2 separate regions of the Mus musculus genome follow, and region 2 is linked to region 1. A link is a loop called in an ENCODE intact Hi-C map of the cell type or tissue named here. Cell type or tissue: gastrocnemius. All regions are shown on one strand. Each heading gives the region's core, and the rest is flanking DNA. Links, peaks and the distances in the headings are about the cores only. Region 1 overlaps Capzb (capping protein (actin filament) muscle Z-line, beta). Region 2 overlaps Capzb (capping protein (actin filament) muscle Z-line, beta).

Region 1 (14,932 bases), core at 3,566-11,565:
CTCCCAGTGCAGGTGCCGAACCGTCAGTGCAGCTCTTCCCCCAGATGCTTCTGCAAGGGACATGCTAGGCTATGAGTCCCCACTAACTCCTAAACATGTCCAGAACCCACGTGAGTAAAGTCAGGGTGACACGATCATTTGCTGAAAGACCCCAGAGAACAGAAGGCACAATGACAGTTCTGTCCTGTACAAACATGGGGATTTTATAAGAGAGGAATGGCCTTGGTGGGTGGGTGGGGCTCCATGTCTGCCTCCTCAGCTCAGGTTCACAAGGTCACGTTCTCCACCTTGTCCCACAGGAGAAGTCCAGCGGCCGTACTGCCCATTACAAGTTGACCTCCACGGTGATGCTATGGCTGCAAACCAACAAATCCGGCTCGGGCACCATGAACCTGGGAGGCAGCCTAACCAGACAGGTAGAGCTTCTGCTCCAGCCTCTCCCCAGTGCCCACTGGTACCAGAAGCAAATGAGCACTTTGCCCTGATTAGAGGCATATATGGGCAGCTGCCAGTCCACCTGCTAAGGGACGTTTGAACATCACTGCCGGCTGAGCTGCGTGTGGCTATACACCAGCTGTCTGACAGGCAGCTGCCCGCTCTAGTGGGACCGCGGGATTGTCAGCTTGTCATCCACCAGGGCTTGGCGTCTTCCACGCTCACACTTTGCCGAGTTTGCTAGTGGTCAGGCTGTGGGCTCCACATGAACTGCTTCTTGCAGTTCCATCCCAGTTGCTTGTTCCCTGACCAGGCAGGGCTCCGCATGCTCATTCTGCAGCTTCGCACACTTGAAGATTCACCGAGCCCATTCCGACTGTTACTCACCTGTCTTTTGCTTGGCTGTCTCTAACAGCCATATTCTAAGATGCCCCTTTCAGACTGGGAGCAGAACGTAGGACTTGCACTTCCTGCACTGCATGCCTGCCTCTCAGCACTACATTAGGAACTATTAGATGCACCCAAGCAGCTTCCAGACCCTTGACACTCCATCCAGAGATCCAGGTTTATAACCTTGACACCTTCAGGACCCCTCACACACATGTCCATCTTAGGGGAGCACAGTATGCCACCTGTTGGGTGTGGCAGGAAGCCTTGTGCTCAGGGAACACCGAGGAGCAGACTAAACACAGCAGCGGTCCTCAGATGGAGCCCGCGACACAGAGCCCTTCCTTTTCTTGAATGTCTGGTTCAGAAGACTCTTCTCAACAAGATCATTGTGCTGGGGACGGGGATGAGGTGCAGTGATAGAGGACTTGCCTAAAAGGCTCATTTCACAGTACCCAGACCACCCAAGATAATTTTATTTTTGATAACTCCTAAGAGAAGCACATGGCAGAAAAGTTTTGGGTTTATAATTCTTTCTTAGGTATGTTGTGTTCTACAAGCTACACAGGAACCTACATGCAGTTGAAAAACAGCAGTGCAAAGGCAGTAAGGCCAGTGCCAGCCTGCACATCTGGGGCACATCTGGGCTTCCACTGGAGCCTTAGAGTCTTCTGTGCACGGCCTGTGCCATTGTCAGGGTTAGATGCCACAGGGAGCCCAGGTCCTCTAGACAGGGCTGTCTCAGAACGCATCCTGCCATGTGGGCATGTACCCTCAGTGTCTCAGGCCCTTGACATAGGCAGGCCAGCCAAGTCCCTGAGTAGCCAGCTTCACCACAGCCTGCCCCCACTTCTCCCTGCTACCCAGTGAATGGGCGGGAACCCCTAAGTCCATCCGGAGGCTACTTCCCACCCTTCTTACTGCTGGAAACTGTCTGTAATCATACCCAGAGTACACTGACCCACGCACAGATTTAGTCGTCCGTCTTCCTAATAGTTTTAAGTCAGGGCTGCCAGCCCATGGCCAGCATCTGGCTCAGTAGTGCCGTCCTCAGTAGCCCTGCCAAGCTAAACTCAGCCTGCTGAGTGGCTGCCCTCAGTGCACCTTGTCTGCATTGCCTCTGCTCTGCCGTCTTGTGCTCTCTCTCGGGGCTTTCCTGCGGAAATCCGTGCTGCTGTCATCATCCTTAGGGCCAGGGCCGTAATTCATCCATGGTGTGTTAGTTAATGCTGAGGCTCACCTCCGTGTGAGCAGCTCTAAAGAGGAGGCGCCACAGATGGACAGATGGACGCTAACAAAGCAAACCCCTGAGCAGCCAGGGCAGCGGGGGTGAGCGACTCTACCCTGAGTCCCATATGACCTGGACATTTTTCTGTGGTTGCTTTGGATGGGTGACTAGGGTTCCAGGAAGGTTGTGTGGATGAGCATACAGCAAGCAGACATAGCTGCATGGCCCTCTCTGTTGAGTAGATTCTAGACAGTTGCCATTTAATTGATGAGGGAACTGAGGCCCTCTCGTGCCATTACACAACTGACTAGAACCAGAGTACCAGATCCGGGATTTGAACCCACATGTGTCTAATACAGTGCCCTTTCTTCCATACACTCTCTGGGTCAGAGTTTGGGTGACATCAACTTGGGAGTGATCACACACACGCAACACAGTTTTGGCAATCGGTAGGCAAAGGGTTTCCTTCTTCTGTCACCCATCCTCACTCGACGGTATCAGGAAGGACATTCTCACCAGGCCCATGGTGCCCAGCACTGACCTGCACACCATGCTGTCCAACTGTGAGGAGCATGCCTCATCAAGGATGAGCAGGTCCGCATGTCCCCAGTGCTGTTCTTCCCCAGCCTGACCCCAGGGCCTTTGCTCAGTTCCCAGTTTCCCAGGCCCCATGGACAGAAGGCCAGGGGCTGTTCTCAGGGGCCCCGTCCCAGCAGTAGTGCAGGTTTGGTTTGCTTCTTGTCCTGTTTTCCTTATATGGCTTCTGAGAATACATTGAGGGAGTTGAGAACCCTTCTTGGTGGCACCTGTCATGGTGATAAATGGCCCCAGCTGCTCAGGACACCCTCCTGAGAGCATTGTCTTCCCCTTTACTGTTTCCTTTTGTTGCCTCCACTCAGAGCTGTCTCTTGGGGACATCCGCTAGATGGGAGATAGTCTTCTGGAGGTGATGGGAACAGCAGCGAGGCCTTCTGGGGAGCTCATTCCAGCTTCCACACGTGAGGGGGTGGCAGAAGGTGCCCCTGGCAGGCTGCCACTGAGGCCCCAGTGGGAAGGCTGGGAGCAAATGAAAATGAGCAGCAAGCCAAGTCCTAGCTAGGAAGAGGAAGCTGCCTAGAGAGGTCACCTCGCCTGTGACTGCAGAGACGTGGGAATGAGGCTGATCGTAAATCTCTGGAAAGAGATCCAAAGACTCCCATCCGGGGCAGGGCTACAGATGTTCGCTTCATTTTCTTTTCAGACTCTAAATATTTAGACACAAAGGTGGGGTGATGAGGTGATGGAGTGAGGAGATTGGGCTTGCTGGCCATTTGCAAGAAGACCTCCCCCAGCAGCCACAGCACCCCTGGGTCTTCAGGAAAAGCCCAGCCGCCAGCTGGTCTTTGCCATGGTTCCTGACGGGAAAGGCCTCCCTGACCTGGGCTTGGCAGTTAGGCCATGCAAGATATTTTCTGAAAGAAGACAAACTCGTGGCCTTTACTTGCAGGTAGTGGGAATGAAGGCTGGGGCAGACCTTTAGCGTAGGGCTGAGGTGTCTGGGGTGGTCAGGATGGTGCCATCTCCATGCTGTATCTAAGATGACCTGGCTCAGGAAAAGCTGACATGAGACCACCACCCACAGGCCTGCCCTGGCTGTGGAAGGCAGGGGCGCTGGGCCGCCAGAGGGCGGAAGAGGTCGAACTGGATCCTTCCCAGAACCTGAGAACCCTGAGTTGTGGTTTTTCCTTGGCTCTCCTGGCAGACATATCTAATATCCACCCCACCCCCAGTGAGGTTGTCTCAAGGAAAACTGTCAAGCTGGGCCTAGTGGCACACGCCTTTAATCCCAGCACTTGGGAGGCAGAGACAGGCAGATTTCTAAGTTTGAGGACAGCCAAGGCTACACAGAGAAACCCTGTCTTGAAAAACCAAAAGAAAAGAAAAAAAGGAAAGCTGCCTTCAGACTCCTCCAGAACGTGGTCCAGGCTGTAGCCCTGTCCTTCCATGGCCATGTGAGCAGACAGACTTTATGCTTTTTTTCTTTAATGTTTTTTTTTTAATTTATTTACTATTATATCTAAGTACACTGTAGCTGTCTTCAGACACTCCAGAAGAGGGCGTCAGATCTCATTACGGATGGTTGTGAGCCACCATGTGGTTGTTGGGATTTGAACTCAGGACCTTCGGAAGAGCAGTTAATGCCCTTAACCACTGAGCCATCTCTCCAGCCCCAGACCTTACGCTTTCTAAAGTTCTGTGTGCTCTATCGACTCCATGCTAATCTGATTCTCTCCTTAGCCCAAGAGGCCTCCTCAGGTCCAGCTCAGTCGGGCACTCCTCCTTCCTAGGGTGGGCGCTGTGTGAGCACTGTATCTGGCTAGGTGGCAAGGTTAATCCTGGCCTGACAGCCTCGCGTCGATGGCGCAAGCTGGGCATACTTGGGCACAGTGCATGCTTTAACAAGGGCTGTGTGCTGCTAAGCATGCGCTGGCATCGCGTGTATGTTCATTAGCTTAGCATGCAGCACAGGCAAGGACATAGATGCCAAGGTGAGCAGGGCCCTTTGCACCTGGGCATGAGCTCGAAGCAGCCACCTCGCTGCTGGCCGGCGAGGAAAGACACTTGTGGCAGTGGGAAACCGTCTGCCCCCCCTTGAGGCCCACAGCTGCCACATTCAAGCCCTTGCTTTGCTTGCCTCTTCCCCATCTCAGCCAGAGAGAGGAAAGAGTCTTGATGGAGACAGGCGAGCTGGTCCCCGACTCCAGACTCCGTAGGAACCACCGTGGGGAACATCTGTGCCGCCACAGAACATCAAAATGTTTTCCTTCTGGCAGCTTCTTTTACGAGGGTGTAATGATATATGCACTGCAAAAACAGTTCTGGCTTTGGTGGGCCAGCGCTGCCAGCGAGCTGACCCCAGCCAGGTGTGGGAGGACGGAGGCCTGCCGTGGGGACGGCAAGGGGGCTACGGAAACTGCCCGCGTGAGCTGGGAGCTTGAGCTTTGAGGACCGCTGTGTGCTCCTGAGGAGTCCACCCCCCCCCCTTACACACACACACACACACACACACACACACACACACACACACACACTATTCCTTTGAGGGTCTAGGATTCCGGCCTTTCCCTGCTGGAAGGTGGCTCTTGATTCAGAAGCACAAGCATGTGGCGAGGCACTGAGTCGCTCTCACCTGCCTGGTGGGAAGAGCCCTTCACCCCTCAAGCTGTGCTCACCCCAGGCTGCCACCACTCACTAAAATGGCCCTTGAGAGACCTCAAAGCCTTCATCCCTTCCCATGTAGAGGCAAGAATCTCCCTCTGCATAAAGTAGAGGACTGAGAGAGTCTGATCTGGAGGGGTGCAGGTCACTGATCAGAACCCCCCACTGGAGCAGCTCTGAGCAGTCTTGAAGCTGGACACGGGGTCCATGTGGGATGTTGGTTTCTAAGAACTCCTTTGGGTGAGAAGCCCTGTCCTTTCTCTGAGGTGTGCTCCCCAGCTGTGTGTCTTCACAGTCTAAGACTTCCGGAGACCCTCTAGCCAAAGGATGCCCGGCAAAGTTCAGGAGCTAGACTCGGGGACCAAGGTACCGATGGCTCTCACAGGCCTGCATCACCACCTCCTTTCAGCAGCTCTTAGTCAAATCCCTTGCCAGTACCAGAACTCTGTTCTGCAGAGTCATGTGGCTCTGGGAGGCCCTTGGGTCCAGCCTATTACTCTTAACTAGATTCTCAGCTTACAGCACGGTGCTAAATGATCACCCCACTGTTCCCCAGTGGTCCAGCGCTAACTGTAGTATAAGCAGGTGCCTGTCTGTTAGAACCTATTGGGCCACTCTGCCATATGCAGTGACAGGCCACTCAGCCCTGCTGGCGTCCTGGGATTCCCCCTACATACAGCCTGGCTTCACTAGTCCTTGTCCCATCCAGGAGGAAGGGATTGAAGTTACTGACATTTACACGCCATCATGTGGGTTCCAGGAATTGAATCCCAGTTCTCTGGAAGAGCAGCCTGTGTTCCTAACCACTGAGCCTTCAGCCCCCATGTTTAGCTTCTAAATACTCAGTACTCTCCTGGTTCCCTGTGAATCTGAAGGTGGGCTGCTCTCTTCTCTCTGTTGCACCCTTGTCAGGGAGGTAAAGCTCACCATAGGAAAACCAGAACCCAGCAGCAGGTCCCCTTATCTCCCTGCCAGCTCCTCCGTTCATGCGCTGAGCTGGCTGTTGGCCTCGTGCCTTATAACCCAGGAGTCTCACATTCCCCTGCACCGCTAGCTCCTGACTTTGGAGTGGTGGGGATGCTGGATAGGGCCTGGGAGTCCCTCCTAGCCAGGTGTTAGCTGACAGGGTCCATGGCTGCCATTACTGGGCTAGCCAGTCAAGATGTGGCAATGATGGGATATGGGAGGATTCCAATGCCAAACCAGGCCACACCCGAATCTGAGTAGCAGTTTCTACCTGTGGCTGCAGGAGTGATGTAAAGATAGGCAAGGCCAAAGTGATGGCCAGGGTGGCCTTTGCCCTCCCTGTTGTGGCCCTAGGAGCTAGGTGGGAGGCCCATCCTCAGAGCGGCATCAGCAGGCCATGCCTAGAAATGGTAGGACTTCAGGTCTGCTGGCCAGGCTGTTTACAACCCAACACTTAAGTCATTGGTGCTAGAAAAGTGGCCTTATAACAACAGCTCCACAGAGCCACCAGCTGCCAGAGGACCGTGACACACAGGGTCAGCCACCTGGGGCAGAGGACTGGAGGGCAGGTGTGTTGGTCAGTTGGTGGTGTCAGGCTGCTTTCTGAAGCTGCAGCTTTCTCTGACTAAACAATGTATCTCTGCAGATGGAGAAAGACGAAACTGTGAGTGACTGTTCCCCACACATAGCCAACATCGGGCGCCTGGTGGAGGTGAGTGGTCCAGGTTCACCCTGCCCCAGTGCCGCACAGGCCTGCCTGCTCTCCACTGCCTCCCTGTGCTGCAGCTGTTCCCGTTCCCGCCCTGCCTACAGTTTTCTGAGTTTTCTTCTGACTTGGAAGCAAGTGAAGCCGGGCTCCAGGCCCACCCACCCCAGCGCCTCTGCTCGGCCTTGTTTCCCCTGATCGCTGTGTGTGAACAGTGATGAACTCGGGGTGCAAACAGATCGTTGGAACACCAGGGGCCTTGGAGCAGCTTCACTTGTGGCTGCTGCAGTCTCGCCTGTCACCACGTCCCGTTTGGAAGAGCGAGGTGTTGTTTGGACTGGAGACATGTTCTCTGGTTTCACAGAACTGTTCACAGAGATGGTGGCCAGGCAGTGCTCTGGTGATGTGGTTTAGACCCACTCCCGGCAGTGGTCAGAATTGGCCATCAGCCCCTAGGTGCTGGCTTCCTCCATGCCTAAGGATAAGAAAGACCCAAAACACAAATTATAGGTGGGGTTCTGGCAGCCTGGCATTGGCTCTCAACACAGGGGAGTGGCCCCACAGCTCCACCCTGTGGCCAAGGCAGGGACTGCAGGCTGAGAGGTTGCAGGTGGGTGTGGGCCTTGTTTCCTGTGGGCTGGCTCCACTGACTCACCTCCCTTCCCAGGACATGGAAAACAAAATCCGAAGCACGCTGAATGAGATCTACTTTGGAAAAACAAAGGACATCGTCAACGGGCTGAGGTAATGTGCCAAACCTGGGGCTGCAGTCCCAGACTCCTTAGCGAGCTGAGGTCAGGGATGGCTTCACAGTTGCAGTTTGAAAGGCTCAGAAATTGGCTCAGCACTTTCTATGACCTCTACCAGGTCTGGTCTCTGGGCTCACTGACCACAGCAAGCTTTGATACCTGCATGGTGGAGCTGGCCACGGGCTGGCTACAGAATGTGCCCAGGCCCTTTGGAGTTGGGTTTGGGAGGCCCCCACACAGATCTCAAGACACTGAAGAGAGCTGAGCAGCCTGGCCTGAGGTTCCATTTGAAAGCTCCTGCCGCTGTCTAGTGCTCTGTGTTTTGCAGAAGCAGGCAGGACTCACTGGCCTCTGGCTCCAGTGGAGTGGGAGTGGGAGGCAGGACCCAGCTGGGGAGAGGGGAAGTAACTGAGGAGGGACTGAGATAGCACTGGCCTTGGAGTCATGTGGCCAGGATCCTGTCTGAGCTCTTTCCTCTTTCCCCACTCCTTTCTCGGTGGCCTTGTCCCATCCGGGAGGCAGGGTGCCGACAGGGTTAGGAGAGCAGGGTTGGGAGGGCTCTGCAGTCCAGCTCTGTTGTGACTCTGTGGGGCCCAGTCTTCTGATGTCATTCCCTGGCCCAGAATTTAATGCACCCAACAGAAAGGCGGGGTGTAACTTGTGAGTTCACCCAGCAGCATTATTTAGGTAAGACAGCCCCTCCTGGTCCCCAGTGGTCCTGAGTATCTGATCTGTCAGGCCTGACACTGGGTCCTGTGGCACCAAATGCACCCTCTCCTGCCAGGCCAGACTCCTCCATTCCCAGTAATGAGGAAAACACGAGGAACATCTGAGCCTGTGTGGGGTCGGGTGTGAACCCCTAAAGACCGGGGCCACTGCCAACTGTGGTTGTGGTGTGCAGTCAGTTCCAGTGTCGTGGTGGCCTTCTCCTGTCTCTGCCTTTGCCCACGGCTGCCAGGTTCTTGTTCGGCATTGCTGTTGCTCTCTTGCTGTGGCTTCACCCTCTCTGAACACTCTCTGTAGATCTCTTGATGCTATCCCCGACAACCACAAGTTTAAGCAGTTGCAGAGGGAACTTTCTCAAGTGCTGACCCAGCGCCAGGTCTACATCCAGCCTGATAATTGAGCCGACCCAGGTATCCTGTCTGAAGGGCGTGAGGCCTCCCCACTAAACAGGACTCACCAACCTGCTGAGACCCTGCCACTAACCTGTGTCTGCTCACAGCTGCTGGGCAGCCACATTAACGCATAGTCTCAGCCCCACGTAGTGTGAACGCGTGTGTGGTGTGTGTGCTCTGCACTCTGGGCAAAAGCCAGGTTTGAGCTCTTGCTCCTGATGAAGCTCAATCCGTGGCACTATCTCCGCCTCTCCAGCAGAGGGTGCTAGGTGCACCCACTCCACTGGCTCAAGGAGCAAGGGCTGTGTGCCCTGCCTTCTGCTGGCTCGCTCACTCAGGTCTCACAGCACAGCCAGATCCTCCCGCCTCCTCTACCAAGAACCTTACAGTCCCCAAGCTACATCCCAGGTGGTCTCCCTCTTATTTTCTGTGAGTGACTGAGCGCTCCCCCTAAGCCGGGCCAACACTCTTCCAGGCTGGCCACTGCTGGGCCCTCTGTGCCCACACCCTCCCTTAATGAGCTGCAGCTGTCCCAGCAGGCCATGCTGATGGGAAGGGAAACAATCCTGCTTGTTGACAATGACCAACAACCATGACTTGGCTTATGACAAAGACAGATACAGATATAGCCAGCATCTCAGGGGGAGGCTTTAAACCAAGGCTCGTAGGACCCACAGGCCCCAGGGCTGAACACCAAAGGCCCAGCCCAGGCAAGGACCTTGGGATTTACACTGCGGCTCCAAGCTGGGGACTCCCCTCCCACAGTGGTCTGAGCCATGTGCTGACTTCAGGTCCAAAGCAGACTGCAGTTCTAGCCTGGATGGCATCTCCAGGCCTCTCACTGGAGAAAACCCTTCTAAGGGATACTCCTGCCATCCCTAGCAGACCAGCTGGAGGTGCCCTGAGGGGAGTCCAGCCCGTCAGCCACATGTGCCCCCTCCTTGGCCTGACCCCAGCTCTGCCTGAGCCCGCATGCCATTCCTCACTGTTAGGCTAGCCTGAGATCCTGAGCCCCAGAGAGGACAAAGGGATCCTTGAGTGGCAGCAGCTCACACATCATCAGTGGCGTCTCAGCTCAGGTCCTGTCCTCACCATCTTGAAGACTCCTCAGGCACTTCCACCGTCTCTCTCTGTCCCATCCGCCTCACCTCCCCCCACTTCAGCAGGGAGGATGGACTTCCGATAGAGCTCTCACTGTGAACTTGAGCCGCTTGCCGGAGCATGTGCCCTGCCTCTTCCACCGCTTATGAGCCCTCAACAGTTGCTGCATATAGTTTAGTATGCTCTCAACTAACCGATGTGTCGTGAAAGGAACCATCGGGACCTCTCCAGCTCTGCTTCCTTGCCTGGTCTGGAAATCAGCTTAATGAGGACCCACCCTGAGGGCTTCTGAGGACTGAGATGTGTGTGCCAAGCACTTGGTACATTGTAACAGTTTCCAAGCCTTAGCTGCTTCCCTACCAACCCAGTGGGCAACAGCAGGCCCAGAGTGTCCCTCTCCAACGACTGCCTTTTAGAATGCAGGCGTGCAGGGCTCCACCGCCAGGCTGGGTTTGCAGCCAGCTGCACTCACACGCAGCGGAAGCTCTTGTCTTGATCCCATGGCTCAGCCATGCAGAGGCAGGTTCCTACGAATTTGGTAGGGAAGAGGGGTTGCTACACCTGGTTTTTCAGGGTAAGGAGCCAGCCTCTGCTGCAGGTAGAGAGGGTGGGGTAGATACTTCATTAAAAGGTCCTCACTATCCAGAGCCTTCACCTCTCTGCTAGCAAAGGGGCAATAGGTGTGAGGGCAAAGGCCCAGGCTGCGTGGTTTCTGAAAGCTCCCAACAGTTTGCGGCCTGCATCGCCATCCATGGACCTAAAGGCCGGGTCACCCACAGCCTGGGCAGAGATGACCTCTGTCCATGATGGCAGCAAGGTACTGAGGTGCAGGCCTGGGCTCCCCTTCCTGCTCTCCAGGACAGACTGCAGCCTGGCACCCCACAGTGGCCCCGGCCACCTCGCTCTCACCCTTGTGCCTGCTGATGTCTTCTCTCCTCCCCCGCAGGTCTGTGCAGACGTTTGCAGACAAATCAAAGCAAGAAGCGCTTAAGAACGACCTGGTGGAGGCCTTGAAGAGAAAGCAGCAGTGTTGAAGACCTCTGCTTCACGCTAACCGGACACGCCATGCACTCGTTAGGTTCCTTTCTTTAGAAAACTCGTTTTCTGCTCCTTTTCCCTCTTCCTTTCCCGCCCTGACAGGTCACATAACAGTTTGCATCGACCACGCAGCGCCATCTCTCCCCCAAAATAAAGTCCGATAACCACCCTCCTCTGGCTCCAAGGCCTGCTTCCCACGACGTTTCCATAGAGACCGTGTGGTTTTGTTCGCCTGTCCCCCTTCCTTCCCTTGCCCATTTATAGGCACAGATACACTGTCTGACACCGCTCCCTCCATCTTTTTGTTACATTGGTGTAAAAAATGTAAAACAAAAAATTTTATGAACTAACTGGTGTGTGAGAGAAGAAACTGGAGATCTGATCCGTGTGTGTGTGGGAGTTGCTTGGAGTCAGGGCTGGGGACAGGGGACAGCAGTGGAGGAAGGAGTGATGTCCTCAGCACTGTCCTGCACAGGTGGACCCTTGTCCCAAGGAGACCATGCTGGGGTGGGGTGGGGCTGGCGACCGGCTGCTCTTCAGGCCAGGTGCTTTTCTGTCAATTTTTATGGAATGCAAAAGGAGTTTTTTGTTTTATTTTGGTTTTTTTTTGTAAAGCTTAAACAGACAAAAAAATCTACATCTTCTACTTGAGCCTCCATACTTAAAAAAAAAAAAAAAGGAAAAAAAAGAACAAAAAAATAAATAAAAAGAAACTGGGACACAATCGGCGCTGGCTGTACGTTCTTGCTCACCTGCCTCTCTCCAGACGTGCATAGCCTTCCCTGGGGACTGAAGGAGGGCCCAGTACCTGCTGAACCCTTCCGGCCTCATTAGTCATCTCCCCTGAGTGTGATGGCTGCATGCTTGCCACCCCATGTTGGTGATGTCCCCGACTTAGTCCTGGTTTCTCTTATTGTATGTGAAGTACAGACTCCATGGGAGATGGAAGAGTGAGCAGGCCAGATGTCATGACTCACACCGCAATAGCAACATTGAAGCTGAGGCAGAAGGACTGAGTTCGAGGCTGGCCTGGCCTGGCCTACACAGCCATACATTGTCTCAACTAAAAAAGAAAACTAGGCATGTCAGCATACACTGAAACTACAGCACCAGGAAGTAACAGGAGGGTTGGCACCAATTCAAGGCCAGTCTCATCTTTATAGTAACACCCAGGCCTGCTTGACCTACATAGTGAGACTGTCTTCAATACAAAAATTAGAGACTGGGCCAAGCAAGATACTGCCTAGTGGGTAAGGGTGCTTGCCACCAAGCCTAATGGCTTGAGTTCAGTCCCTGGAACCCACAGAGGAGAGAACTGACTGGCACGTGCGTGTGCGCACACACACAGAACATAAGCAAGAGAGATGTGGGGTGAGAGTTACCAAGCACTCCACTAGCACATGGCACCCTTAGCAATGCAAGTGTGCACACACACATATACATACATACACACACACACAGCTACTATTAGTGCTGTGTACATTTAGTACACATTTGAACTCAAAAGTGGGGGGAACACAGCAAACAAGCACAAATCAACTAGTTTTTGCCTTTTGTTTGCCTTAAAGCAACCTTTAAAGATCAGAACAATGATCAAAAATCATTCTGTGAACTATGAGTGGGATGGAAGGGCCTCTGTGTTCCCTCTATGCAGTGGGGATGCCTGGCTAAGGACAGTGTAGGACAAGTCAAAGAGTGCTTGAGGCCATGGCCACGCGTCTGTCTGTCCTCGCACACCTCACTGCATCAGTGGGAAAGCCTTGGTGGCTAGCAGAGCCCCTGGGGCATTCTTAAGATGAAAAGACCCTTAGGAAAGGGTAGACTGCTTTCTGGGACTGCAGACAGCTCTGGGGAAATCCCAAAGGCTGAAGAGACAGGTCAGTGGTTAAAAGCACTGGCTGCTCTCTTGAAGGACCCAGGCTTGACTCCCAGCTCCTACACAATGGGTGGCTCAGAGTTCTCTTGTTCCAAGGGATCCGATGTCTCTGGTCCCTGGACATGCACGGGGTTGCCAGACAAACAGGAAGGGGAGACATTCTTGCATGTTGATTTAAAAGTTCAAGGGGCTGGAGAGATGGCTCAGCGGTTAAGAGCACTGACTGCTCTTCAAAAGGTCCTGAGTTCAAATCCCAGCAACCACATGGTGGCTCACAACCATCCATAATGATATCTGACATCCTCTTGTGTGTCTGAAGACAGCTACAGTGTTCTTAGACATATAATAAATAAATCTTTTAAAAAAAAAAAAAAGTTCAAGGTTGGGCTGGAGAGATAGCTCAGAGTTAAGAGCACTGACTGCTGCTCTTTTAGAGGTCCTGAGTTCAATTCCCAGCAACCACATGGTGGCTCACAACCTTACATTGCAAGTTTCAAGCCAACCAGAGCTACGTAGTGAAACCTTATCTAATGGGGGAAAAAGAGCAAGTTAGGGTAAGGGTTGAATAGCTATTTTTGTTCATGAGCTGGGCCTTGTCAGCTGGTAGCATGTCCCACAGGCTCTCTAGCTACTCCTGGAGTCCGTTCAGAGAACAGGAAGGAGCCTGGCTAAGAAACCCGTGGCAGAAGCCCTGGGTCAGGAATCTGTCTTGGTCTAAGCTCTACCTGTACCTTTGTCTTCAGCTCTTGTACATAGTGGCTCCAACCTCTGAGGTCCTCCCTAGACTTCCTGACTCAAGAGTTCCTCATTCAATAGCCCAGTGGCCAAGGACTTCAAGGCAGGCCCTGTGCGCACACACACACACACACACACACACACACAGCCTCAGCAGAGGGTGGAATTGGAATAGACTCAGGCTTTCGATGCCCAGGACAATCTTTTCTTCACACCACTCCCTAGCCTTGATGCCATACCTATGTGGTAGTGCCTCTTCCCTGCCATACAAGGAACGGCAGTGACAGACTGGTGATGGGCACACTCAAAGAATTCACCAAGACAAAAGGGCAGGAGAGAGTTTATTAGATCAGCATCAGGCAAGACAGCAGAGAACAGTAGGAAACACTCAACAGACTCCTCCTGTCACAGGGTCTATGCAGGCTGGCACTTAATGTCACTGTACAGTTGCTGAGCCCTGGCTGGCCTGGAACTCACCATGAAGACCAAGCTGGCCTTGAACTCATAGAGATCAGCCTGCCTCTGAGTGCTGGGATTCAGAGCCTGTGCCACTACACCAAGCAAGCTGTTTAGCTCTGGCTGGGACACCTGTGTAGGGCTACTTGTGAGTTAGGAAAGATGCATCATTCTACTGAGGGGCAAGCTTTGCTGTATGGGTTGCCTCTCTTTGGGATCTGGGTCTGTCTGCGTGCGATATAACATGCTTAAGTCACTAGAGAGCAAACTCACGATTGTCTGAGCCTGCTGCTTAAAGGGTAGAGTTCTCTGTAATCAAGATACGCCAAGATAGATTGCAGAGCCTGGGATGGTGGTGTGAGCCTGGGATTCCAGCACCTGGGAGATGGAGGCGGGATCGTCCATGTCTACCCACAGGCTTCAAAGTCAGCCTGAGGTACACAGATAGTTGCCCAGAAAAAAAAAAAAAAAAAAACTAGTTAGTGCTATTTTTTTCCTGGCTCTATAAATAAGTTCTGTGTCTCCTTACTGTGCTCTTTTTTTATTTTGAACCTTTGAGAAAGGGTCTGCTACGTTGCCCAGGCTGACCTTGCCTTATAGCCCAAGCTATCCTTCAGTGTGTTCTTCCTGCCTCAGCCTCCCAGTGCTGAGATCAGCCTGTGCCACCGACCTTGGTTTTCTTTTCCATTTTTCTATTTTCTTTCTTACTTATTGGGGGAGGGCAGTCATCAGATCACTTAGAGCTGGAGTTGCAGGTGTAAGCTGATGTGGGTGCTGGGAATTGAACTCTGGTCCTCTGCAAGAATAGGATGTTCATGGGCTGGAGAGATGGCTCAGCGGTTAAGAGCATTGACTGCTCTTCTGAAGGTCCTGAGTTCAAATCCCAGCAACCACATGGTGGTTTACAACCATCTGTAATGAGATCTGACGCCCTCTTCT
Region 2 (14,932 bases), core at 3,397-11,396, 75 kb before region 1:
TAACCATTTACATGTAATTTTTGTTACAGTAAGTATTATAAGCAATCTAGAGTTGATATAAACTGTCCAGGTGGGGGCCAGGTGAGGTGGTGCACATCTATAATCCCAGTACTCAGGAGGTAGAGGCAGGGGCTCTGGAGTTCAGGGCCAGCCTTAGTTATATATCAAGTTCAAGACTGGACTGGGCTACACAAGAACTTGTCATAAGAAAAGTCAAACAAAAGCCAGGACGAGGGGCTCAGTGATTAAGAGCACTTACTGCTCTACCAGAGGGGGTCAGATGGAGTTCAGATCTCAAGTCCACACTGGGTGACTCCGAATGCCTTTAACTCCAGCTTCAAAGGATCTGACGCCCTCTTCTGGCCTCCACGAGTATTGGAGAACACATGCACAGACATACACATTTTACAAACAAAACAAAATCCAAGTTCAGGGCCAGCCTGATCTCCATAGTGAGCTCCAGGACAGCAGGGCTACACAGAGAAACTCTGTCTTGAAAACCAAAAACCAAACAAAAATAAAAATGAGAGTGGACATGCGGGGTCTGTGCCTGCGGCGCCTGTTGGATGTATATATGTGACTAGTCTGCTTAGATCATGCTTTGCACAAAAGCAACTTAAGGAACATTTATTTGGGTTGGGGGCCCACAGTGTTGGGGAGCAGAGAGCGGGCAGGATGCATCTTTATTCACACAGGAAGCAGAATGTGAACAACCAGTCAGGAGAGCTATAAACTGTCAAAGCTGGCCCCACAGTGACATGCCTTCTCCAGCAAGGCTGCACCTTCTTAGAGTTTCACAGCCTCCCCAGACAGTACCGCCAGCCAGGGACCAAGTGTTCAGTACATGAGCCTGTGGGGGCTACTTCTCATTCAGATCACCGCAGGTGGGGAGGTGGGTGGTTCAGTACCCAACCCTCTTGGATACCAAAGGACCAACTGTACTGATTTTGGAGAGTTAAAAATAAGTCTCAAAGCAACTGTGGTGGTGCCTGGAGCTAACCCTGGCACCCAGTAGATTAAGCAGCGGAGCAGTAGGGGTTCAAGACCATCCTTAGCTACATGGTGAGTAGCTTGGGCTTCATGAGCCCCAACGTGGAAACAAAAAAAAAACAAAGCTACATGTGGTGGCACCACCTGTAATCGCAGCACCAGCCAGGGCCACATAGCCAGACCTTGTCTGTACCGAGTGCCCAATAAGAATGTTACCAGCTTCTCCTCATTGTAAGACTCTGTTCACAGCATGTGTCTGGAAGCCTGGCTTATGCACATCTTCCAGGGGGGATAGTTACAGTGCAGCTTTAAAAATAGGATTGGAACCCACGTGTGATAATGCATGCTTTATCTAGTCTCAGCCCTTGGAGGCAGCAACCCCAGGTTTGAGGCTAGCCTGGTCTACGTAGCAAGACCCTGACTCAAATAAGATTTAAAGATTTTTCCATGTGTTTTGTTTAAAGTTTTTTTGTTTGTTTGTTTTGTTTTGTTTTACAAATTTATGTCATATGGGCTGGGCATAGCACACATGTAGAGATGTAATGAGATGGAGGACAGCTGGCAAGAGTCAGTCATGTGCCCCCACCCCCAACACACACATACACACACACACTCTCTCTCTCTCTCTCTCTCTCTCTCTCTCTCTCAATTGAGTCCAGAGGTCATGGCCCTTAGGATATCAGGCTTGGTGGCAAGCGTCTTTACCTGCTGAGCCATCTCACTGGCCATTGTTTTGTTTGTTTTAAAGGGTCTTTTTTTTTTTTTTAACCTGCAGGATTTCTTTTTATTTATCTTGAATGTCTAGGGTCTCAGTGTACAAAAGTGCACCACCTGCATGCAGGTACCGTTGGAGGTCAGAAGAGGGCATCGGGCCCCTGCAAGGCAGCAAGTGCCCTTAACAAGAGAGCCATCGCTCCCGCCCAGTTGTTTTGAGACTTGCTTCTGTAGCTCAGGCTGTCCTAGAATTCTTTCTCTCTCAGCCTCCCGAGCATGGGTTGCAGGCCTGAACCCACTGCTCTGCTCTTCCACGCATTTCATCTTGTGTTTGGAGGAGAAGCCTAATCCCCGGAAGTACTGGACGTTTTCCAGTGAGTGAGTGCAGGACCGCTTTCTCCTCGCCTTGAGAGGTGTGTGCTTCCAACTCTGAGCTGGTCTGGCTCCTCTGGGAGTGCTGAGGCCCCGGGTGTCCAGGATGGTTTTAGATGAAGGCTCCATTCTTGATGGGGCAGAGTGGGTGGTTAGGAAGGCTCCTGGTGCTCTGCTGTCCCCTACCCCGTGGATTCAGGCTCCATCCTAGTGTCTGATATGGGTGTGCAAACAGATGTGGGGAGCATAATGAGGGGTGGTTCATGGACCCAAAGTGTGTTTCAAACCAAAAGAGTCCTGGTGATTTGGGCTCTCTGAACCAGGAGGTTTAAGGAGAACTTGTGGTCTCACTGTATGGGAGGTAAAGAAAGCATGTAGCAGGTTAGAAAGGGGCTATGTCATCTGTCACTTAGGCAAGGGGCTGGATGGCCGGCTTCCAGCAAGCTCTGCTGCTCACTGGAGGGGGCCTTCGCCACGGTGCCTTGGGGCCACAGTCAGGGCAATTAGGACTCAGAAATGGTTCCACTGAGTTGGCTGATAAGTGGTGTTGGGCGTTTGGGTCTGAGCATGTTTAAGGTGTGAAGATCATTGCTAGCTAAGTTTGGGGAAGGGAGGGGGCAGGGCATGTCTGTCCAGTGTCCTGTTACTCTGGCAGGGTGAAAGGCTCAGCCCCTCTGTGGTTTCTCATTTCTCGTTTTGGTTTTGCTTTAGCCTGCTGCTGGAGCACACTAAATGTGTTAGGGATGTGTTTTTCTGCTTGGCCAGCCTCCAGTTCGATACTTTCTGGGCTTGTGTGCCCTTTTATCACCATCTAATGTCTTTCTTTAAATCTGCTTTCCCTTCTTCCTAAACCAGACTCATCCATAAAAGGGCCAGTATGATGCTGCCCCTGTTAGATTTACTGTACAGAAGAAAAGCAGTGCCAGGCAAGGCCACTTACTCACCATTCCTACCATGACACTCCCTCAGGCCCCGTCTTCTGGATAGTATCCCCAGAAACAGTCAGGTAACAAGGGCACTGTGCGAGGACCCTGAAGTCCACATGTGCCACATGTGAGGTCGAAGCATCCCCCTCTATGCCACATCTCATTCTGCATCTTGGAGATAAGAGCACTGGAGTCCCTCCAGGCTCCAGAGTTGCAAGATGTCATTCATTTAGTGGGTCCCTCTGGTCACCTTGTTTCCTTGGAGGGCACTCTGGTGGTGAGGGAGCACGGGACTCTGACCTCTGTATGCAGTGAGCTTATTTGCTCAGAAAGGAAGTAGGAACTCAGGCTGTGTGTGTGCACTCTTACTCCCACATGGCTCTCAGTGATCCCCTTCAGGAAGCCTGCAGCTGGTGGGGTGAAGCTGAGGGAGTCAAGACCCACCTCTAGGCCCCTTCCTCCTTCCCACTGGGGCCCAGGAGCACAGATCTGTCTTCATATCTGATGTTTTCCTCCACACATCCCCAGGTCTGAATGGGTGTGGCTAGTGTTTTCTCTGCCTTAGCAACAAGCTGTTCTTGACTGTGTGAGCCTTGGCTCTCAAGCCATGCTGTCTGAATTTAAATCCTGCCCCTTTTCTTTTGAGTTTTGCATCTTTGGGCTCAGTGCCCTGGACCGCTTCCTCCCCATTACAGCCAGTCAGATGAGATGAAGCAGGGAATGCCTGTGTTTTACCTAGCATGTAGTCAGGCCTACAGTGTCAGTAATGAGGGAGCATGGGTCACATTACTGAGACATAGTAAGTGCTCAGTAAATGGTATCTGCTCTTCCCTGTGGTGATGGCTTGAGGTTCCCGGACAGGGAGAGCTGAATTCCAGGAGCAGAGGAAGTCGGTGTTTTGTTTTCCTCACATTTGGCTCTGGTTGGATCCAGAAGTGGCTTCTACCTCACAAGCAGTTCAGAAACACAACAGGAAACTAGCTTGGACCATACTGTCCTGCTGTATGTGTGTGCTGTGCACACCGCCCTGCTGTGTGTGTGTGTGTGTGTGTGTGTGTGTGTGTGTGTGTGCTGTGCATACCGCCCTGCTGTGTGTATGTGTGTGCTGTGCACACTGCCCTGCTGTGTGTGTGTGTGCTGTGCATACCACCCTGCTGTGTGTGTGTGTGTGTGTGCTATGTACACCACTCTGCTGTATGTGTGTGTGTGCTGTGCATACCGCCCTGCTGTGTGTGTGTGCTGTGCATATCGCCCTGCTGTGTGTGTGTGCTGTGCATACCGCCCTGCTGTGTGTGTGTGTGTGTGTGTGTGTGTGTGTGTGTGCTGTGCATACCGCCCTGCTGTGTGTGTGTGTGTGTGTGTGTGTGCTGTGCACACTGCCCTGCTGTGTGTGTGTGCTGTGCATACCACCCTGCTGTGTGTGTGTGTGTGTGTGCTATGTACACCACTCTGCTGTATGTGTGTGTGTGCTGTGCATACCGCCCTGCTGTGTGTGTGTGCTGTGCATACCGCCCTGCTGTGTGTGTGTGCTGTGCATACCGCCCTGCTGTGTGTGTGTGTGCTGTGCACACTGCCCTGCTGTATGTGTGTGTGCTGTGCATACCGCCCTGCTTTATGTGTGTGCTCTGCAGTTCCGGGCACACCATTCTAGTCGGTTTGGGCTGCTGTAGCAAAATCCCTTAGACTGGATAACTCATAAACAACAGAAGCCTCCTCTCAGTTCTGGAGGCTGGGAAGTCCAGAAGCAAGATTTGTTATTCTGGCCACAGAAAAAGCTCTTGCCACTGCTGCTGCCGCTGCCAGACAGGAGAGAAGGGTCTCCTTTTAGCTTTCAGCATCTCAGGAGCTGCCCTCAAACTCAAGATACAGTGGAGCGGGACCTTGAACCCCTGAATTTCCCGGCTTCCACCTCCTAAGAACAGTGAATTGGTGCTCATAGTTGTACCCTGGGAATTCTGTTTAAAATCCAAGGCAGGCTAAGATTTGTCTTCTCAAGCATTTCTGCTAAAATCATTCCGAATCTTTCTTCATCACCCCCCAGGATGGGTGTGGCCTTGGTCTTGGAGACTGCTGTTCATGGCAGCAGGGCTCCCTCCCTGAATTGGGTTCTGTGTAACCTGGCCTTTGCTGGACAGACTGCAGGTGGAGCTGACACTGTGCTGGCCTTGGTGGGATCGGAGGAGAGAGTTTTGACATAAGAGTTTACATATAAAGGAACTTGGTTTGCTTACTAATTTTTAAGAAAGCACACCCCTGGTGCTAGAGAGATGATTTAGTAGTTAAGAGCCCCGGCTGCTCTTCCAGAGGATCCAGGTTGGATTCCCAGCAACCACATGGGGGCTTATAACTCCCGTCTTACAGTTTCAGAGGTGCTTGTACTCTCTTCTGGCCCTTTTGGGCACTGCACATATGTGCATAGACATACATTTAACCAGAACACTCATACACATAAAAAAATCAACCTTTGTTAAGAGTAATCGCAGGCCAAGCATGAAGGATATCATCATTCTGCTTATTTAGGTTGAGACAAGAACTTTTTTGTAGTGCTTGCCTGCCAGTCCCTCCTTTCTCATCCCGCCAGGCTCACTTGCTATTTGTTCTGTTGAGAAGCAAGTCTCACCGTGTTTGTGACGGTGGCTCTCCTGCTTCATCCTGTTAGTAGCTGAGGCTACAGGCACAGACCACTGGGTCCAGTAAACTGGGTCTGTTTTTAGTTGTTTTAAAGTAGATGAAACAAGCACTTTCCCCCCAGTATAGACGGTTAGCCTAGTACACTTGTAACTTGCCTCCTTGGGAAGGCCCCGGGTAAGTGCCATGTTGGAGAGTCAGAAAGAGTCACCCTCCTCAGGTCTCGGGCTCCTGTGTGTAATGTAATGGCAGTACTGGACTATGAGGGCTTTTAAAAGTCTCCTTTCTTGTATCATTTTAATGGCTGTGCCCTTAGTAGGACCAGTGGTCATAGTCTTGCTTATTGATTGCCCCGTGTGTTGTGCCTAGAGTAGTGGCAGATAGGAAGTAAGAGTGTTCGTTTGTTTGAGTACAGTAATTCAGTTTCCACACATCCATCCCAGCGAGGTGCTATTATTCTAATTTATTGATGAGAAAATTGAGATTCAGGGAGGTTAAGTAATTTGCTTATCATTATGCTCCTGGTTAATTGTAGCGTTCAGAGTCCTTCCTAGCTTGCCAGTTAGTGCAAGGCCCATCCCCTGTTAAGTCTGTCTATGCAACTGCAGTGGCCAGTTGAAAAACACATCTGCAATGCAGGCTTTAAAAGTGAAGTTCAAGGCTTGCTTTTGTTATGTCTGCTGAAGTTGGAGGCAGGCGATGGTTCTTCTGGTTTAGGATTTAGGGATGACAGGCAGGTGTCTGTCTGCACTAGCCCTCCCTCTCTAGGCATCTCCCTAAGCTTCCATTGCAGTGCCCTTTGGGGGCGCTGCTCAGCAGAGGCTGGGAGAGCCGGGCTTCTGCCAGCAGCTCTAGGGAATAGCAGTGGGTGGGGAGAGAGAAGAGGTAGAACCGGCTCTGTCAGTATTCTCTGGTTGCCTGCCTGTCCCAAAGGCGTTCATCTACTGTGAGACTGCATTGCTGGCTCAGAGTTAGAAAGTTGACCCTGCCACCTCTCCCTACTGGCAGGTGACTTTGTGCAAGGGTCTTGCCCTCTCTGAGCCGTGAAGTTTCAGTTCCTCCTTCTAGCAGGTCCCGTGGATGCCATGCCACGCCATGCCAGGACCCCTGCCAGGAGTGGCTGCAGGAGAAAGCAAGCAGTGCCTTCGGGAGCACAGCCTTGCAGTGGGGCTCACAATGGGGCTAACTTTCCTGGTGAGGCTCTGAAGAGAAAGCGAAATGCCTGGCCCCACTGCGCTCCGAGATGAGTAGTTGGTTCCTGTAGACCAGCGAGACGAGACAATAGATAACACGCAGATGCAGGCCTGGAGGTACAAATAGAGATATAAGGGCACTGTAGGCCTTCCCTCGGTGGGAACAGGACTCCTCCTTTGCTGATGTCCACACAGCCCCGGCTGGTGCTCAACCCAGCTAACAGTCCAGGAGGTGCCATTTCTTCCCTCAACCCTTCACCTTTTGTAGAGTAGAACTTTTACACCTTAGGAATTGTCAGAGAGGGGCTGGGAGACTGAGGACAACAGGAGGAAGTTTAAGAACTATTTCAAAGTGGGTTTCTCATTTTCTCTTAAAATACTGTAATCTCAGTTTCTCCGGCAAAAGCAGTACTGATTGTTTGTAAGCAGCATATAAAGGTTTAAGTGGGAAGGCACCATCCCCCTTCCCTCCCGCTGTCAGAGGGACTGTCTGCAGGTAGATATGTGCGATATGTGGATGTACTGTCTGCAGGTAGATATGTGCGATATGTGGATGCACAGGAGCCCCTGGAACTGGAGTTAACAGGCAGTTGAGCTGCCGGGTGGGTGCTGGGAACTGAACCCTAGTTCTCTACAAGAACAGCAAGTACTCCTAACCACTGAGCCACCTTGCCAGTCCCCTTTCACAACTCTTAATGCCGTCACGTCAGGTGGCTTTTGTGTCATGTCAGTTCATAATACCCCAGCCGTGTGTCAGTCTGCTGCCTTCTTGTCCACACCAGGAATGTCTTGCAGCCGCTGGCTCCGTAAGCAGTGGACACTTCCTCACTTTTGTTTGGCAAGATGTACTTTAATCTCCCGTACTTACTGGCTGTAGTGAGTGTTTTTCCCACCGTTGAGCCATGTGTGTTGTTTGCTTCAAATGTGGATGGTAGAGAGTGCGGATAGTGAGCTACACGGCCCCCTCTGCGTGCCACTGGATGGGGAATTCGGGCTGCCTCATTAGCAGGGGTAAAGGCAAGTGCTGTGGGCCCTCTGCAGTCCCCAGAGTCCTCTGTGATATCCCTGATATCTTCCACTTTCAACCATTTTTTTTAATTCAGTTGAAATTTAATCCATTTCAGTATGGCTGAGGGCCTAATTAGCCAGAAACCTCAGGAAATTAAATAAAAAGTCCACAAGTGGCACGCAGTGCCCTCTTTTTGAGAGTGGTTCTCATCCCCTTTGTTTTCCAAGAGTCTCCTACCATGCTTTAGTTCCAACAAGACTTGGCTAGAATGGCTGCTTTTCTGATGAGCCCCCTGCGTAGCTGGGATGCGTGGGTTAGAAAGCCAGGCGTAGTACCTGTCTAGCTCTTGGGCCCACCCATCCCTCAGTCTCCCCGGAGCAGTGTCAGGCCTGGTGCTTGTGCTGAGTGCTGCTGGAAATTCTGCAGAAGGTCCTGTTGACGTGAGTGTGGCTGGCCTCAGTGTCTGTCCCGTGACCTGGAGGAGGGGTGACACATGCCCCTTGCTGAAACCGTGCTGAGACTCCACGTCAGCCTCTTTCCCTCTCTCAGTATGATCTTTGTGGTTTTGTATTGGCTCATGGATTCCCAGGATCTGAGTGGTTCTGGCCACAGATTCCTCTCTTTCCTTTCCCCAAATAGACCACATGCATCAACCAAGTGGAACAGTCTGACGGTGTCACGTGGCGAGACGGCCGGTCTGAAATGAACTCTGTTAAGAGTCTTCCTGGAGGAGGGTGGTTTTGCAGCCTGCCTGTGGGCGTGGACTTCTCCATTGGGTACCTGTGATAAAGAACCCAAGACTGGGGTCCCGTCCCCCACACCCCCTTCCTTAGCAGGCACTCTGCCACTGAGCTATGAGCCACTGTTGTTGGAAAGCTGTTTCTGCATGCCAGGCTCTGCAGGAAACCAGAGAGCTGGTGGTTTGGGGTTGTTTGTTTTTGTTTTTAAGTTCCCAGTAGAACAGCTGGCAGTGCTTTGAGTTTACATCTGGGCTTCTCCTGAGGGTTTTAGTAATATCCAAAGAGTTCATGTTGCATTGTGTTGTGCTGTTTTGTTTTTATCACGCATTTGGGGCTGCAAAGATGAGTCAGTGGGTAGAGGCACTTGCTGAGCAGGTCTGGCCACCTGAAGATTTGGAGATTCCATGTAAGGGTGGGAGGAGAGCCTGACGCCCCGAGTTCCCCTCTGACATCTGTGTATACATCCATACATGGTGAAATGAGCAACACTAGTGACATCATATAGTAGTAGTTCTCAGTGCAAAGATGCCTCAATGGCAGCTGTGGCCACATCTGGCTGCTCCTTACCTGTTTTGGCAGGGGTGAATTCGGATCCTTCTCCTGGAAGAGAACTCTCTAGTGTGGTTGATATCTTTGGTGATAAGAAAGAGGCTGGCAAGTTGTTGCCTCTAGCCTTCTTTCATATTTCACGGGGGCCACACATGGTGTCTCCCTCTCCTGGTGACCATGCCCATTCTCCCACCTTAGCACTCCGCCCCTGCTGCCGGTGCAGGCTTCAGAGCTAATGGTCATTCTGAGTGATGTCATTCACCTTGATGAATGACAACAGCAGCAGCCGTATGCTCATCTGGGTCCTAATTATTTTGGACCCAGCGCTGGCAGACCAACATTCCAGGGACACTGTCATGGCCAGCACAGAGTCCATCTGAGTATCTTCCAAGCAAGGAAGTTAGGATTCCAGGGCAAGTTGTATAGGTGGGAAAAATACAAACCAATTCTCTTGTTGGTGTTGAATGCTTCATTAAGTACTAGATGTTCCTCCCGTGTTTTCAGTATACCCGGGCCACTTTCCTCCCTCCCACCAAATGCAGAGAAAGCCTCATGACCGCAGGCATGCATCTCACGCTGAGCTCTGTGCCCCCTCAGTCCCTTTGCTTTTCTCTTGGATGGGCACCTTACAGGAGCATTACCTGCCTCTCAGTTGGACTCACAGTTTGACTTGGGTTCCTGTCCTCTCGCCCACGATTCTCTGCAGCTTGGGACCCTCTGGGCCTTCAGTTCCCTTCCCTTGTCTGGGGAATCCAGCACTCCGTCCTGTTACCAAGTGTCCATCTTTCCTTTGTGCTGTGATGTTGTGCAGAGTGCTCAGCTTCTTGGGGCACTGTACGCCATCTAAGCACTGCCTGGGCTCAGCAAGGGCTCAGGTGGCACTGTGCACAGGGCATGGGATGAGCTCTAGGCCTCAGCTGTGGGAACTGCTGCCTAGGCAGAAGGAATATGGCATGCAGCACAGGAAAGAGCTCACTGAGGGACTCCCAGGCAGACAGTGAGGTGGGCAGGCCCTCCTAGTCCCCTGAGACCCCGGGCAGGTTTTTCTTTTTCCAAGGGGCCCTTGAAGCTCATCGGCACTGAGGGCCAACTTTGAGTCTTGGGAAGCTTACTCTGGCCAAGATGTATGGAAGTAGGAAGGCTGGGTCAGGTGTGGTTCCATCAGGAGATGACCATGGCCCCTGGCCAAGGGATTGGAGATGGAGAAAACTAACAAAATAATTGGACTAATAATTCAGATGTTTCCTAGTGCTATTACTGGCACACAGTAAATGCTTAATAAATATCCTCTGATGTTTGCAGTAGAACTGCTCAGTTGAGGGTGATCAATTTCAGGTTTGTTTTTAGTATATATGTGTTGAGGAGATGGCCCTTTCCAGTCATCAGAGATGAGAACCACAGGAATGAGATGGTCTGGAGACCTAGTGTCTGCCCCCAAGCCTCAGCCTTGTCATTGAGCGGCCCTCTGTCCCAGGGCCGCCATTGAGCTACACTCATGGAAAGCAGACCCAAGCCTGTTGGGGGCCTGGCCACTGAGGGCCTGCACACCTGGGTGGTGTCACAATTCTGCATTTGCCTCCCTCTTTGAGCTCCATCCCAGAAGCCTCTGCATTCATCAGTTACGGGAGTGCTCAGCTTCCCTCGGGGAGGCTTGTATGAGGTCTGCCTGTGGTTTCTCCTGCTGGCCTCCATACGTCCTTCCTTTCTCTGCCTCTCCTGCTTCTGCCCTCGGCCCCAGCACCCCTGAGTCCTGTCCCTGGGACTGAAACCCCAACAAATCCTGGGTATTTGAACAGCCCCCCTCCACCATCTAGCATGCTGAGTTGGATGGTATCCCTCAGGCCTTTCAGCAAAGCAGAAACAGCTGGTGGTAATAAGAGACCAGCCACAGCCCTCCCCGAGGCCGATGGTCCAGCAGTGTTGAGTATGTATTGGTCAGTGATAACTTTTGCAAGCTTGGTAATTCAGCAGTTTCTCCTTGGCTACAGATGAGAGCAGCCCCGCAGGCAGGAATGAGTCATGTAACAGCAGAGACGATTCTTACCAATAATAAACATCTTTCTGCCATTTCAGAGGCAAACCTCGGCGGTCATGTCACTGGGGCCTGTCCAAAACAAGCGCTTTACTCGAGTCTGCAGCGTAGATGCTCTCCTCGCGCTGCCGTTCCCTTCTTTAGGGACACAAGATTTTCAAATAGCAGTCTGAACACCAGTCTCAAAAGTGTGAAGGGATGTGAGTCAGGGCCTTCCTTCCCAGGACTCCTGTGCCAGCCTTTGCCCTTGTGGATTCTGTTTTCTTGTCTGGGCAAAGTTCTCCTCAATGATGGTTTCCATGGGCTCTTCTTCGCCTGCACTGCCAAGGAGCAGCCCTAGGGCCCTTTGCATTCAGCTCCTGCAAACGCACTGCGTAGCACACTTAGTTGGCATCATGTGCTTACTGCAGAGCCACACACTAAGGGACCCCACGGTGAACGGTAAGGGAATGTCAAAGGTCAACAGTTCTGTCTCATGGATGCGCCCCAGAGGGAAGAGGCCAGGATGCTCATGTTTGGTTTCCTGCCCTTGCCCTTCGTGTGAGTACAGTCACATGCCATGTGTGCTGGCTTGTGGTCAGAAGACAAGTTGGGGGAAGCAGTTCTCTCCTTCCATTGCAGGTTCCAGGGACCCGGGGTAGGTGTTCAGGCTAGTGAGTACTCTTACCAGCCGAGCCATCTCACCAGTCTGGTTTCCATGTGGCTTAGCATCCGTCTGTTAAGGTGCCTGCTTGCAGGTGCACTGGTATCGTTTTGCACAGGGACATTGTCTCTCAGTTGTTAAGGTTGCCACCTGTAGTTACGGCATTGCCTTTCCTCTTCTGGGCTTTGCTGGGATTGAATTTTTGTCCAGTTGGAAAGAGCTGGGACCAGTGGCCCCATCTCACTCCTGCCTAGATGAGACTGGAATTGAGCAGGTGGAAAGGCCTTGGTGTTGTGCTGTAGCTGTGCCCACAGGCAGCAGTAGTGTATTGGATACACGTCCCTGCTAAGAGGGAGATGCTTTAGGCTTTCCGACCACAATAAAACAAATGCAGAGCTGGGGGGGGGGGGTTAGAGCATGATTAGAATCCCAGCGCTCTGGAGACTGAGGACATGAGGCACACAAGTTCCAGGGTAGCCTGGGCTACATAGCCCAGCCTTGTCTAACTTGGGCAGATCCATTGCCTAGTTCAGTGAGGCCTTGGGCTCACAACTGCTTCTAACTCCAGTTCCAGGGAATCTACTGCCTTCTTATGACCTCCAGTACCAGGCAAAACACTCATATACATACACGTAAATAAATCTCTTAAAAAAGAAGGAAAAATATTAAAAAGAGAGGGAAGTGTGTACGCTCGTGCATGCGTGTGCATGCGTGTGTTGCACTGGCTTGTTCCGGCATGGTTGGAGAGAGTTGTGACTCTGTGGGGTGAGTGGGTGAGAAATTGCACCCTTTCCTCCTGTCCTGCCTGTCTTCCCCTGCAGCTCGCATGCACGAGCAGCCGGCTCATGATGGAGCTTGGTCCTGGGTGTTGGGCAAGCCTCATTTGAATCTCATGGGTTCAGGCTTTGACAGGCCTTGTGACTCCAAGCAGGTCCCCAACCTCTGTCCCTTTGACACACTGTATTTTCAGTATCTCCTGGGCTGGACCCAGAGGTGGTATCTGTTGTAAAGACTCATATTTGGGACTCCCTGGAAAGGATGCCATGGTGAACGGTGTCCCAGGAGCCACACCAGTGTGCCCATCTGCCCCTAATCCTCCTGGGCCACTGAGGTTCAGCCGTGGCTTCCCACTGTGTGCTCAAGGGGAGGAACTGAGTTAAGTAATATGGGAGTCTTAGCAGACCTGCCCTGGCCTCATGACCAACTGGCCTGAATGCCAGTGGCAGAGCTGCATGCTTGTTAAGGACTCAAAAGATGAATGTCATGGTCACGCCCTGCTGTTACAGTTGTAGAGAAGTTACAGACTTAGCAGTGTACCACAAAGATTAACCCTGCCTCAAGCCACAGCCTGGGCAAGGCATGTATTGTAAGGTGTTTCTCTCTCTCTCTCTCTCTGTTTGTGTGTGTATACTGCTTTTACTAAAGAACAGTTGCAGATAGTAGGGCAGGGTAGTTAATGTAATTCTGGGTTGAGTGTCCATCCCAGCCCCCCAAGTCCTAACTGTATATAGTTTGGCAAGTTTTTAGGATCACAGCCACCTCACCTTTGAATTTTTTGGGGGGTGTTTTGAGACAGGGTTTCTCTGTATAGCCCTGGCTGTCCAGGAACTCACTCTGTAGACCAGGCTGACCTCGAACTCAGAAATCCGCCTGCCTCTGCCTCCCAAGTGCTGGGATTAAAGGTGTGTGCCACCACGCCCGGCTCCACCTCACCTTTGAGATGGAAGTGCTGCTACAAGATCTTTTATAACTTAGACAGGTTGAATGAGCTCACCCATGCAGTGCCCAGCTGAAAATGCCATCTGCAACTCTTCCTATGGGATGACATAGTCATGGACGTATAGTGTGCCTTTTACAAAAGTATGTGTATGCATAACTGACATGTGGAGGTCAGAGGACAGTGGATAGAAGTTGACTCTTCTACCTTGTAGGTCCTGGGGCTCCAATCATGTCAGTCAGGCTTAGCAGCATGAGGCCTCCCCACTGAGCCATCCTCACAGCAGCTCAGCTATGCTTTCTTTAGGACTCCAGTTTTTCTCTTTTGTACTATGCGGCTGTTGGACATTTGGAAAAGACTAGCTTCTCCATGAGCATGCTGGCATACAACACAGAGGCAATTTTTGATTGAGACAGGCATGAAGGGCAGTGTCACTGTTTCTTAGCCCCAGTCCTAGTGCCTTCTTTGCTGGCTGTCATCAGAATGTCCAAGAGGTCCCACTTTGTTCTTGTAGCCCTCAGGCTTCCAACTGTGGAGTGTGACCTTTTAGCCCTGCTCAGTGACACACAAGTATGGTTTGTGCATGTCAGACTCCAAGAGACTCTGAGGTCAGGCGTTTCTGTGGCCACAGAGCCGCCCGGGGTTTCATCTGCAAATGAAAAGCACCTGGCCAGCTGCTTGGGTCATATGGGAGCCAGATGGAAGCTGGCAGTCAGGCAGGCAGCATGGGGCAATGGCCAGTGGTCTCTTTCTACGTCCCATGGCCTCTGCTGCCTTTAACCCTTGTTTCCTGGAATGCCAGGGTAGTCCAGGACTAGGTAGCCAGCAACCAGTCCAGAAATGTCAACCAGAGCCAGAGCATGGTGATAAGCACCCCAGGTCTTGTGGGAGATGGGAACAGGTGACCAAATGGCCACCAGGGTCAGAACGTCCATGACCAAAGCAAAAGAACTGGGAGGAAGACGAAATAGCAAAGTTGGTGGAAATCATTGAGTACCCATTGCTGCAAAGCCTCCCTAGGAAACATGGTGGTCAGGTGACAGCTTGTTGGCACATTGGGAAGTCACCAGGCAGGGTCATGTGCAGAGTAGTGGGGACACTGGGCATTAGCATGGACAAGGGAAGGTGGGACACTGCAGCATCCTTTGGTCCACACAGTCACGAGAACCAGGTTTGACTCATGATTCAAAAGGGAGACAGGGTGGGGATTTTTCTCTGAGCTTTGTGGATTAAAGAAGATGAGGGAGGCACGATGATAATTTCTGTCTCCAAAACTCTTGGGAAGTAGAGTACGGGAGCTTCTGGTTCTTAGCCCTGCCTTCTGCTACACTGGAGATTCCTTGGAACACAGGGTGGAGGTCAGAGTGAGAGAGAGAGCAGGTGATTAGATCTGGTTGGTTGGTTGGTTTTTTGGGTCAG

What was found. Hi-C counts contacts between places; a loop is a spot of excess contacts. Peaks named below come from ENCODE experiments on the same cell type or tissue, not always from the same donor. Only the 100,000 strongest peaks of a DNase experiment are listed, where the experiment ranks them.
Region 2: it touches region 1 in a loop (2.3-fold over the local background); 2 of 42 quality-filtered maps call a loop at or near these places.

What each region holds. Positions count from the first base shown.
Region 1 is chr4:139,280,169-139,295,100 of GRCm38, forward strand. It overlaps Capzb (capping protein (actin filament) muscle Z-line, beta), which reads left to right. Exons shown (of 9, transcript NM_009798.4): 6 at 300-416; 7 at 6,861-6,926; 8 at 7,588-7,664; 9 at 10,835-11,652. The coding sequence ends at 10,922. It also overlaps a transcript of Slc66a1 not described here. Among named protein-coding and RNA genes, the nearest start is that of Slc66a1, 23 kb to the right of the region's middle. In gastrocnemius, for the core only: CTCF peaks have their summits at 7,512 (motif pointing left) and 9,042 (motif pointing right); DNase peaks (open chromatin) are centred at 7,494 and 9,068; H3K4me3 peaks cover 680 bases; H3K27ac peaks cover 6,260 bases.
Region 2 is chr4:139,205,700-139,220,631 of GRCm38, forward strand. The region is part of intron 1 of Capzb (capping protein (actin filament) muscle Z-line, beta); the gene reads left to right. Among named protein-coding and RNA genes, the nearest start is that of Capzb, 20 kb to the left of the region's middle. In gastrocnemius, for the core only: CTCF peaks have their summits at 5,136 and 6,442; no DNase peak of the experiment used is centred there; H3K4me3 peaks cover 4,631 bases; H3K27ac peaks cover 7,888 bases.